Linked DNA regions of Homo sapiens: all the other regions are linked to region 3. A link is a loop called in an ENCODE intact Hi-C map of the cell type or tissue named here. Cell type or tissue: PC-9. All regions are shown on one strand. Links, peaks and the distances in the headings refer to the core of each region. The heading gives the core; the rest is flanking DNA. Region 1 has its middle 110 kb from the start of ASB7. Region 2 overlaps GCAWKR (gastric cancer associated WDR5 and KAT2A binding lncRNA). Region 3 overlaps ASB7 (ankyrin repeat and SOCS box containing 7).

The links. Peaks named below come from ENCODE experiments on the same cell type or tissue, not always from the same donor. Only the 100,000 strongest peaks of a DNase experiment are listed, where the experiment ranks them.
Region 1: a loop joins it to region 3, with 9 times the contacts of the local background. A loop is called at or near these places in 3 of 110 quality-filtered maps.
Region 2: a loop joins it to region 3, with 8 times the contacts of the local background. A loop is called at or near these places in 102 of 110 quality-filtered maps.

The regions. Positions count from the first base shown.
Region 1 is chr15:100,704,763-100,711,591 of GRCh38, reverse strand. No RefSeq gene overlaps it. Among named protein-coding and RNA genes, the nearest start is that of ASB7, 110 kb to the right of the region's middle. In PC-9, for the core only: no CTCF peak of the experiment used is centred there; a DNase peak (open chromatin) is centred at 4,111; H3K27ac peaks cover 1,903 bases.
Region 2 is chr15:100,869,096-100,875,924 of GRCh38, reverse strand. GCAWKR (gastric cancer associated WDR5 and KAT2A binding lncRNA) reads right to left here. Exons shown (of 4, transcript NR_160703.1): 4 at 1-2,102. Among named protein-coding and RNA genes, the nearest start is that of ALDH1A3, 7.3 kb to the left of the region's middle. In PC-9, for the core only: CTCF peaks have their summits at 2,432 and 2,632 (motif pointing right); a DNase peak (open chromatin) is centred at 2,704.
Region 3 is chr15:100,625,336-100,632,164 of GRCh38, reverse strand. It overlaps ASB7 (ankyrin repeat and SOCS box containing 7), which reads right to left. Exons shown (of 6, transcript NM_198243.3): 5 at 2,123-2,728. Among named protein-coding and RNA genes, the nearest start is that of ASB7, 26 kb to the right of the region's middle. RefSeq lists an enhancer at 1-95. In PC-9, for the core only: CTCF peaks have their summits at 3,979 and 4,180 (motif pointing left); a DNase peak (open chromatin) is centred at 4,164; H3K27ac peaks cover 1,427 bases.

The DNA of each region.
Region 1 (6,829 bases), core at 2,927-5,426, 79 kb before region 3:
TATCAAAGTTTGAAGAGGCCAGATACGTGCCAGGCATCCTGCAGCTTGTGGTCTTTGGCTGCATTCGAGTTGCTGGAACATTTATCTAACAACCCAAGGTGCCAGAGCTACTAACGCTGTGCTGAGGGCAGTGCAGCCTGAAGGGCTTTGAGGAAGGGAAACCGTATAATCCGAACCCAAGCCCAGTTAGCATGGAAGCAACACAGCCATCTGCAGAGACAAGCCCAGCCCTCTTAACTGTCAACCCAAGATCAGTCAAGGGATCCAAGATACAGGTTCTGCCATTCCCAAATTGCACACACATCTTTCTCCACCAAGTGGCTGCTTATGAGCAACTGGGACGAAAGCATGCACCTAATCCCTTAGGTCCATGACAACAGGGCAGGTAGGGGTGGAGGTGGAGGTGGCGGCAATGGTGGAGATGGTAGAGCTTGTGGTGATGGTGCTTGTGGAGGAGGCGGTGATGACCACGGTGAGGAATAGCAGTGGGTAGGCCGATCCTGGTTCAGATGGAATTGGGTTGGCACTCCTTCCCGCAAGAGCATGAGCAACTGCACCGCTGGATCTTATACTCAGGAATTTTCCGATAGATTTAACACTTCAGAGGCACAACTGCCCCTTCCTACTAGAGCTTAAAGAGCACATCGTAACCTGGGCCCGACATCAACCTGTCTTTCCTTCTGCTCACTTTTCCAGGGGTTCCGTCCATTTCTGTGGCTGTTGACTCCCAAGTCCGTGTTTCCAGCCCAGAACCCTCCCCTGAGCCTCAGTTCCTACATGGTAGTTCTTCAGGACATCCTGTGTCTGTTCTGCGATCAAACTCAGCATGTCCAAATGAGCTATTTTTTAACTTCCATCCTGGTCTCAAACCTACCATCATTCTACATTCTCTATCATGATGAATCCATGCAGACACGAATCAGAAATTCCTACTATGTCCTGCACTCATCATCACCACCTCCCCTATGACCACTCTACCATCACCTGTACGAACACCTCCATGACCTCAACCTCCACCTTCACCCCCATTTCCACCCCCATCCCCACACCCACCACCTCCACCTCCACCATCGTCACCACTTTTACCTCCTTTACCTCTGCCACCACCACCACCACCAATATAAACACCATCATCATCTCCACCTCCACCTCCACCTCCACCATGACCTCCACCTCCACCTCCACCTCCACCATGACCTCCACCACCACCTCCACCTCCATCATGACCTCCACCTCCACCTCCACCTCCACCACCACCATCACAACTTCCACCACCACCTCCAATATAAACACCATCATAATCTCCACCTTCACCTCCATTTCTACCACCACCATCTCCACCTACACTACTTTTACCTCCACCTCTACCACTAACAACATCAACACTATCATCACCTCCACTGCCTCATCTTCGCCTCTAGCTTCTCTTCCACCACTATCACCTCCACTGCCTCATCTTCGCCTCTAGCTTCTCTTCCACCACCATCACCATCATTGTCACCTCTAGCTTCCATCACCACCACCACCACCACCAACACCACCTCCACCTCCATCACCTCCACAGTCTTCACCACCACCTCCACCTCCACCTCCAACACCACACACACATACACAAAACTTTGTGTGCATACACACACACACACATGCACACACTCCTACTGGGTCAGGTCACCTACTTTTAGTGATTCTTTCTCCTAAATTCTCTAGAGTCTGCCCCTATGTCAATCTTGCCATATCCAGCTCTGCACTCTTCATCTTCCTCTCCTCCCATCTGGCCTAGACACAGCTGTTACAGTGACCTTTCTAGAGGGCTTAAAGCCTGCAATGACTTCTTACCACATGCCCCCAGACTTTCCCAAATGTGCCCTAAAAGAAAGAGTCTTGATCATATTTGGAAAATGCTGAGTTAAAAAACTTAAATGCTTATGTTTACTGTAAGCTTTGTCACAGCCTTTAATATAAATGGGTATTGAGCCACATCTAGAGGAAGAATAGAGTTTCCCATAACTTGCTGGGGCTCCTCAGGGAAAAGTGGATACTGAACCACCTCTTTGGCTCTTGCTTCCCTTTCTCTGCCTTAAAAACCCTTATTCTGCTGATAAGAATAAAGGTTCCTTACACATCTTCCAAGGTGAATGTGGTCAGCCCCTCTCTACTCCTTCCTCACTCCTTCTCCAATACTGTAATCATCTGTCTCCATTTCTGATTTCCCCACTTGTCTGGAAGCTCCCTAAAGCAGGGAATAATAGTGATCTCCTGGGCCAACACAGCAATCAAGAAATGGTGTGTGTCCCATTCGTGTTTGTGGAGTAACTGTTGAATGTTTACTGATCTGGGCAAGAAAAGTTGAAGCAAAACCAGTGGTCTACTGGAGTGATGTGCCCACCCTCTGCATCTCAGGCCCTCTTCTCCCTCCAACACCTCAGCTCACTGCCCTGGACCCTGCCTCCACCCCTCCATCAATGTCGCTCTTACTCATGTCACCAGTGGTTGGAACCACTAACTCCCCCTGGCACATTTCTGCTTTCAGCCAACTCAACTTCTCAGCAGAATTCTACACAGTCCACCCTGTGGTCTCTCTGAGACACTCTCCAGCCCAGCCCCTGCCTGGTTTTCCTCCCACCCCTCTGGCTACTACGCTGTCCTGGTCTCCTTTACTGGCCTGGGCCTCTCTATCCTTCTGGCCAATGCTGGCATCCCTTCAGGCTTGGACCTTGTTCTCCTCATCCCCTGCTGGGCTCTGTCCATTAGCAGTTTCCTGACCCTTCCCAGCTGCTCCATGGCTGTGACTATCCCCATCCTCTGATGACCTGTCATGATGTGTCTGCCCCAGACTTCTCCTTGGACCTTCCAGTCTGATCTCACTAACTGCCCAATGGACTAATGTCCTTTAATATCTCACTGGCACCTCAAACTCAGTGTAGCCAAAATCTTAACTCTTGATCTTCCCCTCCAACCTAATCTGCCTCCGGTATTTTCGCATCTCCATAAATGGCTCATCCATCTGGCTTACCTCCATGGCTTGGCCAAAGTTAGTTCCTCTACACAGATCTTCTTATAAATGTATTTTTTTGCAATAAGAATAATAAATATGTGACCTGCACTTTTAAAATACCATGTATAGGCCAGGTGAGGTGGCTCATGTCTGTAATCCAAACAGTTTGGGAGGCGGAGGCAGCCAGATTGCTTGAGCTTGAGACCAGCCTGGGCAACATGGTGAAACCCCATCTCTGCCAAAAATACAAAAATTAGTCAGTCATGATGACGTGCACCTGTAGTCCCAGCTACTTGGAAGGCTGAGGCAGGAGAATCACTTGAGCCCAAGAGGCAGAGGTTGCAGTGAGCCAGGATCACACCACTGTATTCCTGCCTGGGTGACAGAGCAAGACCCTGTCTTTAAAAAAAAAAAAAGTAATCATCTTGGTTTACTGAAACTCTTTGTTATTGATTAGCAAATCCCCATTTCCCCCTGCTCTGGCCCCTGGAAATCACCATTCTACTCTCTGCTTCTATGAGTTTCACTATTTTCAATATCTCAGATGTAAAATCATGAAATATTTGTCCTTCTGTGACTTGTTCATTTCACTTAGCATAATGTCTTCCAGGTTCATTTATGTTGTTGCAGACAGCAGTATTTTCAGCTTTTTCAAGACTGAATAATATTCCCTCATGTGTCTATACCACATTTTCTTTATCTATTTATTCTTTGAAGACACTTAGGTTGTTTCCACATCTTTGCTAGTGTGACTCATGCTGCAATGGCAGAGGAGCGCAGACGTCTCTTCAAGATCCTGATTTCAGTTCTTTAGAACAAATACCCAGTAGTGGGATTGTTGGATCATAATAGGTCCATTTTTACTTTTTTGAGGAATCTCCATACTGTTTTCCAGAGTGGCTGCACCATTTTGCATTCCTACCCAGTGTGTGAGGGTTCTAAATTCTCCACACCCTTGTCAACACGTATCTTTTGGGCTTTGGTAATAGCTATCTTGACAGGTGTGAGATGCTATCACTTTGAGGTTTTGGTTTGTGTTTCCTGGTGATTAGCGATGCTGAGCATTCTTCCCAGTCCACCCGTTTCTCTTGATCCTCATTGCCACCAGCCAATCCAAACACCAACCTCTCTATTGCTTGCATTCTTGTGGCAGCCTCCAAACAGGTCTCCTGGCATGTTCCTATCACAAAAGGCAGCAGCCTCACCCTTCTCAGCGGATCAACAAGAAACTCCCTTCTTGCCTCCTGGAGGCTCAGGGCTCTTAGACATTCTGCTTGTGTCACGCATAATGGAGCTTGCTTTAGTTTCCTGGGGCTGCCAGAACAAATACCATAGACAGGGTGGCTTAAACAAAGGATGTTTATCATCTCACGGTTCTGGAAGCTGCAAGTCTGAGATCAGGGTGTCAGCAGGGCTGGTTCCTTCTAGGGGCCATAAGGGAGAATCCGTCCCAGGCCTGTCTCTCTCCTGGTGGGTTGCTGGCTATCTTTGGTGTTCCTCGTCTGGTAGACCCCCGCCTTCATCTTCACTTGGCATTCTTCCTGTGTGCGTGTCTGTATCCAAGTTTCTCATCTTTATAAGTTCACCAGTCATATTGGATTAGAGGCCCACTCTATTCCAGTATGGCCTTTTCCTAATTTAACTAATTGCATCTTCAATGACTCTATTTCCAAACAATTAGGGCAAGTTCTAAAGTACTAAAGCATTAAGACTTCAACTTCAGTTTTAGGGGCAGAGCCTGTCCACAGGTCCAAAGAAGACGTCACAGAGCCCTGGGTCAGCTGGCACGGGTGGGGGTCTCTCTGTGGTTGGTAGCACATGGACAGGGTGAGCATTGGTAGCACATGGACAGGGTGAGCATTGGTAGCACATGGACAGGGTGAGCATTGGTAGCACATGGACAGGGTGAGCATTGGTAGCACATGGACAGGGTGAGCATTGGTAGCACATGGACAGGGTGAGCATTGGTAGCACATGGACAGGGTGAGCATTGGTAGCGCATGGACAGGGTGAGCATTGGTAGCGCATGGACAGGGTGAGCATTGGTAGCGCATGGACAGGGTGAGCATTGGTAGCGCATGGACAGGGTGAGCATTGGTAGCGCATGGACAGGGTGAGCATTGGTAGCGCATGGACAGGGTGAGCATTGGTAGCGCATGGACAGGGTGAGCATTGGTAGCGCATGGACAGGGTGAGCATTGGTAGCGCATGGACAGGGTGAGCATTGGTAGCGCATGGACAGGGTGAGCATTGGTAGCATATGGACAGGGTGAGCACCCAGTGTGGAAGGCATATGGTGGAGTGGCCAGCGTTATGAGGCCCTCAGACACTGCCTGGCCTAGGAAGGTCACTTTTGAATGAAGGGACCTTCACCCACCTCCAGAGAAGGCGGGGATCTCCGCTACATCTCTGGTGAGGAGATTGAGTGGGGGCCTCCACAGGGCTCCCCAGAACTCTTGCCAGCTCAGCTCTGAAAGCCCCAGTCACCAACAAGCTCTGGGGATGAAGCTGGGTGGCCGCTCACCCTGGCAGGGCCATGGCTCTAGCACCTTACTTATCTGCTGCCCAGAAGGTGCCGGCCCTCCCCTTCCTCATTCACCCTGTCGCCAAGAACTGAGGGCCGGCCAGAGCCTTCCCAGCACTTGCAAGATAAATGGGAGTGAGCAGACATTTCCGTAGCCCGACTCCCTTTCTGTGGCTGCCTGGTCCACTTCAAGGTCCGCAGACTCCACTCCAGAAGAGCAGCAGCGCGAAGAGAACTTCTCCTGACATGGAGGTGTGCAAAGGGTGCACCTACGACAGCTGCTCCAGGTCGCTGGGCTCCATGGTCTGTGTGAGCCTTAGCACTGGGAAGGCACGGAGGGCCCTTCACATTGACATTTTATCTCCATTAAAGATGGCAGAGGGATTCCTGTGATGAGGTTAGCTCATCACAACCATGAGTCCCCCTCTTCCCTCCCACACAGCTGGGCTCCCAAGATTTCAAGAGTGCCCATAGCCGGCGAGCCGCAGCCTGGGCACAAACAGCTGCTCAATAAAGACCTCCTGGCTGCTTCTTTATTCCCTATCGGCATGCCCAGCTTCCTCCTGGGACTCCCTCCCAAAGTAGGATTCTCTGATTATCTTTAGCTGACCTCTCTCCCAAGTTCCCCTGCGCTGTCTCTGGCCAGGATAACAGCATCACCACTTTCAGTTGCCTCAGCCAGAGATGTTGACTCCTCATAGCTTGTCCTCTCTGAGGCCCCTGGCTTCTGTCTCCCTATTTCCCTTGAGCCCTGCCGCATCTTTCCACGCAGAGAACCTCCCATCAGGCCTGCACTTGGCCTTGCCCTTAGCGTGATGATGGCCTTTGCTCTTGGCTCCGCTCTGGTGGGTTCTTTCCGTCCCATCCAACCTCCTCTCTGCCTCCAGAGCCCCAGGACAGCTTGAGAGCCTGTACCACCCGATGGTACACTGTTTGGACATGCATAGTCTGGCCTCTGCCTATTTGGCTTGACTTCCCCTGGCCAGCCTGCACCATCCTCTAAACATCCATGCCCTTCACCTCCTGCCTCAACCACACCAAGCCACTTTCTATCCCACACCAGGTAATGCTGTTTCCTACCATTGTACTTTTCACCACTACGTCCCTCCCTTTTGGAACACTCTTCTTCTAGTCCTCTAGCCCATGAACCCTTATTCATCCTCTGAGGCCCAACTCCAACATCGACTTCTGTGACATCAGCCTGAGTCACCCCACTCCTTCATGTCTTCTCCCAGAGCAGGTTGGAACCTCATCCACATTGGATTTATCACTTCCTATTGTAATCCTTTGTCAACCAGCCAGTCTCTCCC
Region 2 (6,829 bases), core at 1,497-3,996, 250 kb before region 3:
TGCCAGCCCACCACACAGCTCCACCAGCTGCTTTCTCTCCAGCCCTGCCAGTCCTTTCTGGCCCTGGGAAAGGCCTTCACTACACAATGTTAGGCTGAGGCAAATCAGTCTTGGACCAGGCAGAAGCCAACGGAGAACTCATTACATAAAAGCAAAGAGACATCATGGTATTTGTGGGTCAGGCCCCAGTGAAGCCACACACACATGCACACACACATACACACATACACATGCATGCACACATGCACACACACACATGCACACACACACAGCCTGCCAGTTCACAGCTGCCAGAGATTTCCCCTTGGTCTGTCTTCCAGTGGATGAGAGTTGTGGCCCAGCCAGGAGAGAACATGGAGGGTAAGGTCGAGAGAGTTGGTTGAGTACCCAATAGTTCTCTCCTTTCTTGCCAGTGGAATCCCATGTTATCGAGGGTGGTAGTGGGCTTTGATAAACATATTTCCCAGCCTCTCTTGCAGAAGTATAAGCTGAAGTTTTTGGTTTGGGCTTCCAAAGAAGCTCTTAGGCATGGTGGCTTATGCCTGTAATCCCAGCACTTTGGGAGGTCGAAGTGGGAGGATCACTTGAGGCCAGGAGTTCAGGACCAAAGAAACTCTTTACATGGGACTGAGTCAGCTGAAAGGCTCTTCTTCCTTTCTGCTGCCTGGAACACAGACATGAGAGCTGGGTCTCCAGCAGCCATCATGTAACCATAATGCAATTCTGAAATGCAAGTTCCATGGTAAGGAAGTTGGAAGAGACACTTAGGAAGAACGTGGGTCCCTGATGGCCCTGGAACCAGCCCTTCATCCCTGGATATTTTTTCTTGGATTTTTTTTTCATGTGAGAAAAAGGAAAATCCCTATATTATTAAAGCCCACCATTTGGGTTTTCTGTTATATGTGGCCAACTTAATCCTAAGCAGCATAGCTGGCTGTTGGCCATCGCTATGACAAGAAGAGCAAAATTTTAACTCAAGTGGAATAATGATCTCATTTTTGTATAAACGGAGCAGCACAGACATAAAACTCTTATCACCATCTCTGTTATTTTGACCTTAATCAAATAACCTTGATGCGCTGTGCTCAGGTTTATAGTATGTTAAAAAACAAAGACAAAAACTAGCTCTGGGATGGAATAAATGGAGTAAGCTCACTGATTCATTGGATGATGAGGTCCTACTAGGGAAGAGAATCTCTTTGGTACAAAAGCCCCGTGGAGCTGCCATCCTCTGGTGCTCATAGGTGTTAGTTGTGTCCTCACATCTACTGAGGAAGGCACCAACACTCAGAAAGATTGAGTGACTGAAAAAGTCCCTGGGTCACCCAGACCTGGAAGATACTTGGTCAGGCCAGCACTCAAATCAGGCAGCAAGAAGTCAGACTTTGTTTTAAAGTAAACAAAATGTCACTCCATATAATCAGTGAATTTTGCTCATAATACTTCACACCCCTCAATACCACCACCGGCAAGTCTCAGTGATGTGAGAAGTTGTTTGCAGACTTTCCAATCTCCTTCAAAATTCAAGAATTCTGAATTTTGAACCACACTTCTTGGGGTTTCAGTTCAATTTACTCCAGACAAAACATACTTCCTGGTTAAAAGGAAAATTGTTTAAGGGGTCTTACAAAAGAAAGGGTTCAGGAAGATTCTTGGACACAAAGTGGTTCTTGCTAAATAATTGTCCTGAGATAAGCCTAAGAGAATCAGAAACACACACATTGAATTTCCCTTGAAATTCACATGGGTATACCACTGTCGGGAAAGGGGGCTTAGCAACATGCATTTTGCCAAACCCAAAATGTTTGAAAAATGATTTGAGTATGTGCACGTTTGGCAAATCACTCTTGGGTTCATCTATCCTAGCCCCACAGTGACAAGACTTTCCCCCTGCCCTTCATCCGGGACCCCCTGTAAAGGAGCATTAGTTACCCAAGAATCTTCCCTTGGATTTTTGCCATGCTGTGAGTCCTGGGGTGGAGACCAAGGTGGGGGATGGAGGGGTTGTCAGAATCTGTGTTCTCATGGGAATGCCTGGGGATCCTCTTGCAGTTGTGTCTTTGTGTAATGAGAGTTACTCAGGCAGCACTCTTGAGGTTCCCCTGTAATCAGAAAGCGTCTATAAAGCACATCATGTCTTATAACATGTTTAGGCAGACAGGAAGCCTGTTATGTATGTAGCAGAGAGGAAACCTATTTATGTATATTTTCATCTAGTTTCATATGGCATTATGGTGATTCTAAAACACTCCACCCCCAGGGGAATAGATTAATTAGTGACCTATAGTATTTTCATACCTATAATGTCCTTTATTATTGAGCATATCTGCAAGCACTGAGTTTGCATCACATTACACTCTATTATACATTACATTGTATTATATATTATATTATTTGCAAAGATAGTTCATCAATTAAGAGACAATGAATTGGATATGGTGTATTTTCCACCAGTGAGAGTAAATAAACATGAATATTAGGAACAAAACATGGGATTATAGACTTTATAAGGTGCATGTCAATGTGCATCTTCTATATTCCATGGATACTTCAGCTATCATGAATTTCAGCGCATTTTTTTTTTAATCCCAGGAAGTCCTAAGCTTTTCCACCTGCTTACAATGTCCAGAGATTTCACTGCACTTCTCCTGTTGGCCACTAGATGTCACAGGACCAAGTTGAGTAGGAAGTTGCCACTGAAGTTCCTTCTATGAGAGAAGCAGGTATTTCCCAACTTAGCAATAAATGGCATTGCAAGAGCTTGTTCACAGTACAGTGCCCAAAACTTCAGTTGCACCACAGACATGATGCTAGAACTGGTGATTAGTGCCCAGGCTAGCCCACAAAAGCCTACTCGCTTCTCCATAAGCCTAAAATGGGTTCCTAGCTTTGAGATCAAACAGATGTGGGTGCTGTTCTCAGCTCAGGGAGAAATTGGGCCTAATCTTTTTCAACCACTGTTTCCTTTTCTGAAGATGGGAGTAGTAATTCCTGCTCAGCAAGGGAGTCATGGGGGTAGGTGAGGTGGAGGTGCGACAAGTACATTTGCAAGAAGATAGACAAGACGTCACTGCTGCCTGACCCTTGATGAAGCTCACAGAAAGCACCACCCAGAACCTTGTCCTACTGGCTGTGAGGCATCACCCCTGAGCTGGCTGCTCTGTTGGGCCCTGGGTGCCCACCTCATCCCCATCCCTACCTGTCCCTCTCACAGACAAGACAACCCAGACCCCCCAATAGAAATTTGCAAAGGAATTGCAAAAGGATAAATAATGGCAAAGGATAAGTGTGTATGAGCCTAGGAGTTTAGCCTTGCAGGCGGGTAGACTGGGAAGGATTCCCACGGGGCATTTGCCAGCCTCATTGTTTCATCTCCCTTGGTCACAGATTCCTCGTCTGTAGAAGATGATGGTTCCTCCTTCATGGGATGAGAAATGCAACTGAGATCGCTGATGTGACAGGGCCAGCCCCTGCCTGGCGTATGGTGGATGCTCGGTTTATGTCACTTGAGAGACTTTCTTGCTAGGGAGATGGACTTCAGTCTCTTCCTTCAGCCCTGGCCAAGAAGCCTCCAGCTGGGCGGGCAGCTTCTCAACCCTTCTAGAACTTTCTTCCCGGTCTTCTCTCTGATCTGTGCTACAGGCGGCTTTCAGCAGCTCCAGACTCTTCTCTGGCTCATGCCAGGCTCCATTCCCCCAACACCCATCCCTTCACTTGTATTTATGCTTCACTGCAACACAGCAGACACTTTTGGGGCTTCTTCTAGGAATCTATCTGGCTTTGGGTTTCTGAACACCCAACTCTGCCCCGACTCGCTTCTCTCTCTCCTGTTTCATTAGCCATGTATCAGGGCTGATTCTTCTCAGTCTTTTTAGTTTCTTCCCCATGCTGCCTCTCAGGCATTGGTGGGGCACTGGCAGCACTGTGTAGACAAGGATCTTGACTCTCATCAGAATGTCCTGATTGATTAGTGATGTCTTTCGTGGGCACAGGATGCAGGCAAGCCCTAGAAACTGGCCTTCTAACGTGGTGACATGCACAGGGGTCACCAGGGATCTTGTTGACAGGCAGGTTGCATTCATAGGTCTGATGTGGGGCTCAGGGTTCTGCCCTTCTAACAAGCTATTAACAAGTATCTAACAAGCTACTAACAAGTATCTAACAACAAGCTACCAGCAAGTATCCTCCCTAGACTGGCAGCATGAGCATTTACTGGGAGCTTGATAGAAATGCAGACTCCCAGGCCCTGCCCTAGACTTATTGAGCCGGAATCTGCAGGTTGACAAAAGCCCCACCCAGGAGCTTCAAATACACATCATGGTATGAGAAGGGCCACCAGGCTCTGGTCTGGCTAATACCTGGCCTCTTAGGAAAAGCAATCCCTGCCCCACCAAGAGCCCACCTTGTCAGAATGGCTGAAACGAGCTCCTCTTTTTCTTGTTCTCTGTTTATTTTCAGGGTGGAGATGACATCACCTTCTACTGTGAGACCAAGGATAGCCCAATACTGGTCCCAGTCAAGATCCCAACTGCCCCCACTGTTTAGAGGCTCCTTACAGCTATACCCAAGGGAGTGTTTTTGAAGGATTTTAATCAACACACTTTTATAAGATGAGAGCCTAGAAGTACCAGGGCAAGACTATTAACAAGAGGTTCTATCTTCATTATATTGCATGCAAATTGCTCTTTATACTGCTCTTGAATTCTGGGGCTTGAGGAAGGCAGGCTTACTGAGAAGGGATGTATACTCTGGGGAAGAAGGAGGGACCCTCTGTGTACAGTGGAAGTTAGGCCCTGTGCCCATCGGAGAGGCTGCAATGAATCTTACCAGGCTAAGAGCCCCACTTTGGGATGTGAGGCCCCAGGGGCAACAGGGCACGACAAAGTGTTTCCCCAGAATGGCTGAAGGGGGACATCAAAGGGACAAGTGTGGACAGTGGACAGTTGAAGCAGGCAATGGGAAGGCAGAACTGAGAGACGGCCCCAAGCCTCAGGTTGCAGAGGTGAGGCAAGGACAGAGTGGGGCCGTCCACGTGGGCTCAGAGCAGCCGCCCTGACTCAGGCTGAGTGGCTTGAGATGAAGGCTACAGGCAGGCTGTCTCAGGCACTCAGCCCCGTCCGGTAGTGGCCCAGGCTCCTCCGTGAGAGCATTGACTTTAGGAGTTGTGCATATTCCAACTCAGGAGGTGGCCACATTATTATATACATATGATTTTGTAGACACAGAATTATAATGATGTATTTATTTATGTAGTTCTTCTTTGCCATCGGTCTTCTTTACTAGACAGAGCTCCCATTTATGGTATGAACTGAGAGAGATTCAGTAGCTAGTTCCAGGCTCCCCGGCTCCGGCACTTGCATCTCTAACCCCTGGGGTACCTGGTGGAGGTCTCTAACCCTCAGCTTCCTTCTCTGCAAAAGTGGGTGGCTTGGTAGTGCACAGCTATGGGGACAGCATGGTGTCCCTGTGCTGGGATGTTAAGGAAATGGACCTCTCCAGGTGGGGGTGCTGGTGCTGGTGCTGGCTGGGTGTGTGGTCACCCTTCAGCTGCTCAAGGAGGGGTCTCCAAGGCTACGGCGCATTTATTGGCCAAGGTTAGCCTTGTGATTGGTCCCAATGGAATGGAATGGAAAATTGACTGAGGGAAGAGAAATTTTTCTGTGATACCCGAACAAAGGCCTTCTGAAGTGGAACTAACTAAAGCATGAGGAATGACCCGGAGAATGAAGGAATAAAGCCTAGTGCTACACTACTCTCCTGCCCAATTCCCAATCCCTTTCCACTCAGAATCAGCTGCCCCCCGCCCAGCAAGGACTCCCACGATCTCCCTCTACACTGCCTCGGTGCTGGCTGGCCAGGGTGCCCTCTGTTGCTAAAACAGAATCACTCACTTCAACTCATGGCCTTTGCGATCACCACTGCTCCTGCCTGGAGTGCTCTTTTCCTCAGATCTTTGCATGACTGATCTCTCCTCAGGAAAGTCTCAGCTTAAATGCCGCCCCCTCAGAGAGGCCTCCCCTGACCAGTCTGTCTGAAACCCCACGACCTCACCCTTCCCTCCCACATCCCTTTCTGTCATCTTTATGGCCCTGATTATACATTTCCTCTTTGTTTGCTGACGGACTCCTGATTCTAGAACTGAAGCGCAAAAATGCAGGGGACTCGCCCACCCCGACACCAGCCACCAGGTGGCGTCATTAACCCAGGACAGCTTGGTACCTACTATTGCAAGGGGTCCCCAAATACTCAAAATTGGCACCTTCACCAACTAGGAGTTGGATAGTTTATTAGCAGATTTGCAGTCAATGCATCAGGACTAATAGTCTTTCCAGAACAAATTAAAATGAGGCCTTAGGTTGGTGTCATAAAAAACAAGTTCTGCTTGTTTTCCCACTCGTGCCTGGGACGTTTATAGATGAAGTAACCCTGTCAGTGCTTAGCATAGTGTCGTATCCCTGGCGGAGACCAGAGAGATCTCCAAAACCTAAGTCTTTAGAAAGTCTGCACCTGTGGCACAAGCGTGTGTCCATGGCCATGGAGTTAGCTGTTAGCGAGGGTGGAGGAGCCCAGGCCACCTGACTCCCAGCCTGGGATGCCTTCTTCCATGCCATGTGGAAACCCATGACCCCAGGCCTGTGCCAAAGCACCCTCTTGGTTTGTATTTTGTAAGAGGTAGAATGGTTAATCCTGAACAGAGTGGACTTCTGGTAAGCCAAAGGGTTTTTTGCTCAGTTACAAAGCATTTTAGGAGCTAGGCACCATAACTGCAGAAAAATAAGACATCCCTCAAAGAGTCTGTAATGTAATGGAGAGAATAACTATGTCTGGT
Region 3 (6,829 bases), core at 2,916-5,415:
TCCCCACTGACATTTCTATCTGCTCAAATTTTAAAGTGCATGTGAGTCTTTAACTCAACATTCCTGCTGTCCAACAGCACTGCTAGGGGCAGCTCTGAGGGCTCAGGGACACACGGCAGCCGCCCACGTGCTTGTCCTGCCCAGCGGCTCCTCTCGGCCACGTGGCTGCGTGCCTCCATGTACAGACTCTGGACAGTTGTATACAGGGTTGAAACTGGGAGGCTTGAGTTGAATATGAATCTAAAGATTTGCTCTGTTGGTGGCAAGCCAGTCCTCGCTGTTAATCCCCCCTCACTTTATTAGTTACACACTTCACCTTGAAAAACAATTACAAAGAACAAGAACATTTTAAGTGTTAAGTGCATTATAAATATTAACTCATTTAATCCTCATAACAAGCCTGTATTATCTTAATTTGAAGGTGAGGACACTAAGGCACAGAGAGATTAGGCGACCTGCCCAAGGTCACAGCTAACATGGGATAGAGTTAAGGCTCAAACTCTTGCAGTCTAGCTCTAGTCTATGCCATTAACCACTGAACAAAGTATTTTAAAAAAGGGGGCTGAGGCATTTAAGTGAGTATATAACATGCCTTCCTAAGGGCGGCCACACTCATCATAACTAAGTCTCTAATGTAGAAGTTGAGAGAACAACAACAAGGCAAGCAGGACTGCAGCACTGCGGGTATCACGTCTCCCAACTGTGGCGACTTCTGTGTGTCTCAGAAGCTTTCTGCAATGGAACACCCACCAGTCAGCCCCAGATACCTCTCCCAAGGCAGGCAGATCTGTGTGGACCAACAAAGGAACCACCAGGCACTTGTGGCCATTTAAACTTAAATCGCAATTAAATAAAATTGAAATTTCAGTTCCTCAGTGGCAACGGTCACATTAATAGGTGCTCAGCAGCCACATGGGACCAGTGGCTACTATACTGGACAGCAAGGAGAGACCATTTCCAACATCACAGAAACTGGTACTGGCCAGCACTAAGTAGACTAAGCAGTGTGATTTTTTCTTACGCTTTAGTCTGAAAACATTAGTGATAATAATTGCATCTTTTCTTCCATGAATCTGCAAAATTCAAATTACATTTTGTTTCTTCATAAAGCAAATGTGTACTCCAAAGGCCCGCTCCAAGGGGTAGAGTGGGTTACTTACAAGCAGGTCAGGTAGAGCCCTTGCCCTCTAGTAGCTGGTACCCAGGATGTTAATATGTCCTCTTGTATAATAATGACCGAAGGCTCAAAACCAGTGAGGAAAAAGGAACTCATTAAAAAGTTCAGCAGACAGCAAAATCCATTTTGTTTACAGATTTTAGCTTCATGGTGGACATTAAGCATGAGACACACATTCAACTGGTCACGTGGAAGCTTGACAAGAGAGGATGGCTAAGTACACACAAGCTGATACCCCATCAGAGGAACAACTAGGACGCACGCGTTACTACACAAAGTGGGCCAGACACTTCCAGGCTTTAAAAAAAGCACCCACACAAAAACGTTCAAATACAATGGAAGCCATGTGGTCCAGGGACAGTGGTGCCAAACTTCCCACTGCAAATATTTTCTTACAACAATTTCTAGCATCCTTAACTTCCACGAGTGGTATCCCTAAATACACAGCACCACTGCTCCATTTCATGTGGGCTCTCATGAAGCAGAAAAGCCACAATTAAAACGTGAACAACTTAGCAATAAAGCACAAATTCTAGGATATTTTCACAGGTAAGGAATCTAAGATCCAAAATTCCCCCTCTAACTCCTCAACTTGCAGTCAATGGAAGCCAGGTAAGATTATCCTTATGACCAACAGGAATTGCCTTGTTCTAACACAGATCTTTGTTCATTTAAAAAAAATTCTCCTCTCTGTCCTTCTCTCCATTCCTTCCCTCACTCTTACTGTCTACCCCTATTACATTTAGAAACACAATTGAATTTTTATGAAATCTTGTGATACAGTCAAAGTTTTTTTTTTATTTCAGAAGAATGAGGCATCGCTTACCAAGCAGTGGTTATAGGAATGATTAATATCTAGTCATCTTAAGTTGCAAAAACACATTAAGCTCCTCAGAAGATGCAAATTTTTAAAAAATGCAATAAAGTAATAATTATATTACATACTTGTGACTTCTTGTAAGAAATCCAAACATGGTCGACTACTTCCAGAAATACTTATTGAAACAGCCAATGGGGTCTGTCCTTCATAGTTCCGTGTGTTCGTGTCTGCTCCGTAATTATATAACATCCGTGCACACAGCACATCATCCCTAAGGGCAGATAAGTGTAAAGGAGTCTGTCCGTCTTCTAAGCGACCCAAGTTTGTGTCTGCCCCTCTCTGAAGGAACATTCGGCAATAAGAGTGATTGCTTTTGATCACGGCGTATCGCAACAGGAAACCATTCTGAATGTCGATGTTGGCATTGTGGTCCAGGAGGATTTTCACACAGCTTGACCTCTCTCGGATAATGGCGAGCTGAAGCGGTGTGGTACCTTTATCACTGAGTGGGTCAACCTCAGCCTTGAACTCCAGGAGGAGCCGGACAAATGAGTCCCTGCCGTAGTGGGCAGCCACATGGAGGGGAGTCCAGCCGTCATTGCTTTTTGCATTAATGATGTCGCTCCTGTATTCAGATTCTAACATCAAGCGTGCAATGCGGGCCCGGCCATGCATGGCTGCATAGTGAAGAGCCGTGAAGCCTCCGATTAAGTCTTTAACTGTAGGATCAGCTGGAGTTAAAACCAAAATGAAAGTATTAGCAGACTCCAAGACAAAACAACAAACATTACCATGGCACAGCAAACTGTGGCCAATTCTCATATAAAATGTGAAGCAACCAAACACTGTAATGAATATCAAGTACGTTTTTCCTCAGTTTAATTCAAGTCTGGTTTTAATGGAAAATAAATTTTGTAGAATGTTATCACGTCTGGGTTAATGAAAGGAGAAAGACAAAGTGTTTAAAAAGATATACACAAAAAACACGGAGTACAGATCACCACATCCCCTGTCTTTGCTAATTTAACCAACTGCCTCTGGCTACTCAACTCCTTCATCTCTGCACTGTTTCATGTTTCTCTTCTGTTTTGAACTTTTTGTTTTATTTTCTCTTGTGCTTCTTCTCGGTCTTAAAGAGAAGCATGTGTAGCAACATCTGCTGCTCTAAATTACAGATACACTATGCTCTGGCACACCGTGTTGTTTTAGGGTATATTAAGTAATAAAAAAAAGTTTTTCTGTGGTCTGTAAAAATTCCAAAGCATCTCAGATATATGTCAAGTAATCTTGACAAATTGTTTTTTCACAAGATAGAAGTCTATTCTGAATTCTTAGTTTTACACGAACTTTGGAGTTTATAAGAATTAAGCAATGCATTATGTGAATAACCTCAGCATTGTAAAAATATTTTCTAAAACAGTTCCAAAAACCTCTCCTAATTGACTGATCTCTGGGGAAGGAAAAACAACTATAATAATTTATCTGCTATGTGACTCAAGTCACAGTCTTTTGTCACTGGCCTCAGATCTTTCATTAAGCCAAAGGTTGGTTCTTGATGGCGTTCACCCCATGGCATCCCTGGCTGGGGGCAGAAGACGGACGAGGACTGGTTATGCCGGGCACCTCCTAGAAGTCAGCAATTCCATGTAAAAGATCAATTGATCAGACCTAACTACCCAGGATGAAAATGCTCTCTTGTAAAAGTCACCTTAATTTTTGGCTTGTTAATAAAAGAAAAAAATCATTAATGTTTTACACACACACCTACACATACATACACACACACAGCCTCCACAGGTGAGTGAAAACTCACGTATTGTTTAATAAACGTTATTTAGGTCTAGAACATATTATGACAAATGGTTCTCTTAGAAAAATCTGAGGCAGAAAACTATATGTAAAATAACAATACTGTGGAAAGTATTTCAGTGAAGGAGTTGCTAACAAAACCTATACAAAATAAGATGTTTTTAGGTAAGCCATATCATGTAGATTTCTAAAAACATTTACTGTAAAGTGTCAGTACACAATGGTAGTATTAGTTGTATCTATTTAGGGGAAATAAGGGCATTATATCTACCTTGGTCTTAACTGAAAGAAAAATATACAGTATCTGTTTACCACAGGACTTAAATTTAAGTAGGGTAAGAACATTTTAACACAGCATTTTGCTGCCATCTGCTGGTAAGGCATGAGCATGACACTAATGTTTCCACCGGGCAGATACTGCTGAGCCCTTAAGTCACTCAAGCCGGTTCCAGGTGCATCGCTTACCAGAAGTTCAAAGTCAGGCGTGAAATCTACAAGATGCCCTCCCATTCAAATGAAACAAAACATCTTGCCAGAGGTCATTTCTAATCTATACCTGGCCAGTCAACTGCTGGCAGACATTCCCTCTTAATCTGCAAGTGAAATTTAAGAATACCTTCTTTTCACTTCTCCCACCCTTCAGCCACCATCCTTATTTGTATCCTATACTCGTTCTATTTGACAGTAAAATTAAAATTATGTTACAAAACACTGCACTTGCATCTTTGGTTTCCATTTCAGGTCTCTTTCAGGTTCTATGTACATTTTGAAGCTACACTGAGCTAAGGAAAAACAGAGATTAACACACACAACAATGACCTGCATAGTCTCTGTTAAAATCAAATGGGAGATTAGAAGCAATGAAAATGCAAACAAATGTAATTTAAAGATTATTAGCCCATGAAATAAGGTAAGAAAAATATCTCATTTGTAATAGCAACATAAACTACAAAACGCCTAGACAGAAATTCAGTAAGAAATGGACAAGACGTGAAAACATTAAGTGAACTCATGTCACTCTGTATCCACTCAAATGTCCTTTTATCAAAAAAAGAAAAGCCTTCCCTAAACATTTCATCTAAAACAGCAACCCCACTGAACTTATTACTTTGTCCCCTTAGCAAACATTTTCTCCCCAGGTGGAACTTATTTTAAATAAGCTGTAGCATAATCTCAACAAGTTCATTTAAATTTACGAGAAAAAAATTTAATGTATATAAACAGAAGCAAAGAAACATTACCTATGAATATGAGGGGATTTTTTTTTTTCTAACAGCTTTATTGAGGTAAAATGCATTCACTTTAAGGGTACAGATGATGAGCTTTGATAACTGTATACGAGTATATAACCCACCACCCTATTTAAAATATAGAACATTCCATCATCTCAAAAAGTTCCTTCATCTCTCTTTAGCCCTTCCCAGACTCTGGGTCCCAGGCAAACCACTGGTCAAAAAAGTTTTGTCATTTCTGGAAATTCATATTAATAGAATCATATGTAGACTTCTGTGTTTGACTTACTTCACTTTGCATGATGTTTCCGCCATACTTCCATGTTGTATCGACAGTTCACTCTTTTGTATTGCTGGATAGTACTGTATACTATATAGTTTTTTTAATCAATTGATGAGAAGATGGGCATTTCAGTTCTTACCAATTTGAGCCTATTTGAATAACACTATCATGAATTAATATATGAGAGAGAGACAGACAGAGAGAGAGAGAGACAGAGAGAGAAGGAGAGGGGGACAGAGTGTTTTCATCTCACTTGGGTTCAATACCCACGAGAGACTTGCTGGGTCGTATGTGAAATGCACATGAAACTTTCCTAAGTTCCTTTTTAAATGGCTACACCATCTTACATTCTCATCAGCAATGGATGAGTTCAGATTGTTCTACATCTTGGTATCATTAGTCATTTTAATTTCACTCATTCTAGAGAGGTAAAATCGTGGCTTATTGTGCTTTTAATTTCTATTTCCCTAATAACTAGTTATACTGAACGTATTCATATACTGTTTTGTGAATTGTCTGTTCACCTCCTTTATCCATTTTTATTGGTTGTCTCCTCATTAATGAGTTGTACAAATTCTGTGTATATTCTGGATACAAGCCTTTTGTCAGATGTGTCTTGTAAATATTTTCTCCTAGTTTGTTGCGTGCTTTTTCATTTTCTGTATTATGTTTTGAAGAGCAAAACTCTTAATTTTGATGAAGCCCATTATTTATTTTACAGTTTGTAGTTTTGTATCCTATTTTAAAAATCTTTGCTCAATGCATTGTCACAAAGATTTTTTTTCTTCTAGGAATTTTGCACTTTTAACTCTCACATTTAGATCAATAGCCCATAATTAATTTTTCTGTGTGGTATAACGTAAGTTCAAGGTTCAGTACTCCCCACAAAGATATCTACTTGTTCCAGCACAATTTGTTAAAAGGACTCTTAATGATTTACCCTAGTGTCACTGCTGAAAATCAATTTACCATAAAAGTGTCGCTCTATTTCTTAATTCTGTTTTGTTCCATTGACCTAAAAGTCTCTCCATACACCAATCCCACACTGTCTTGACTACTGTAGCTTATAGTAAGTTTTAATAGCAGGTAGCTTAAGTTCTCTAGCCTTCTTTAAAATTATTAATATTTGGGATAATAAATTTTAGAATCAGCTTGTCAAGTCCTCAAACAAGCCTGCTGGAATTCTGATTAGAACGCCACTGACTCTAAGGATGGCAATCTCTCCAAAATGATCCAAACAATATTGATTCTTCCAAACCATAAACATGGGATAGTTCTCTATATAGGTCTTAATTCTCTTCAGCAATGTTTTATAGCTTATATACGTCATGCATATCTTTTGTTAAATTTATTATTAAATATTTTAAACTTTGTTGCTATTATAATGAGCTAAAATTCCATTTTCCAAATGATGACTGCTGATAGAAATAAAATTGATTTTTATACACTGACTTGTGTATTCTATAACCTACCCAAAATCACTTTTAGTTCTAGAACACATTTGTAGT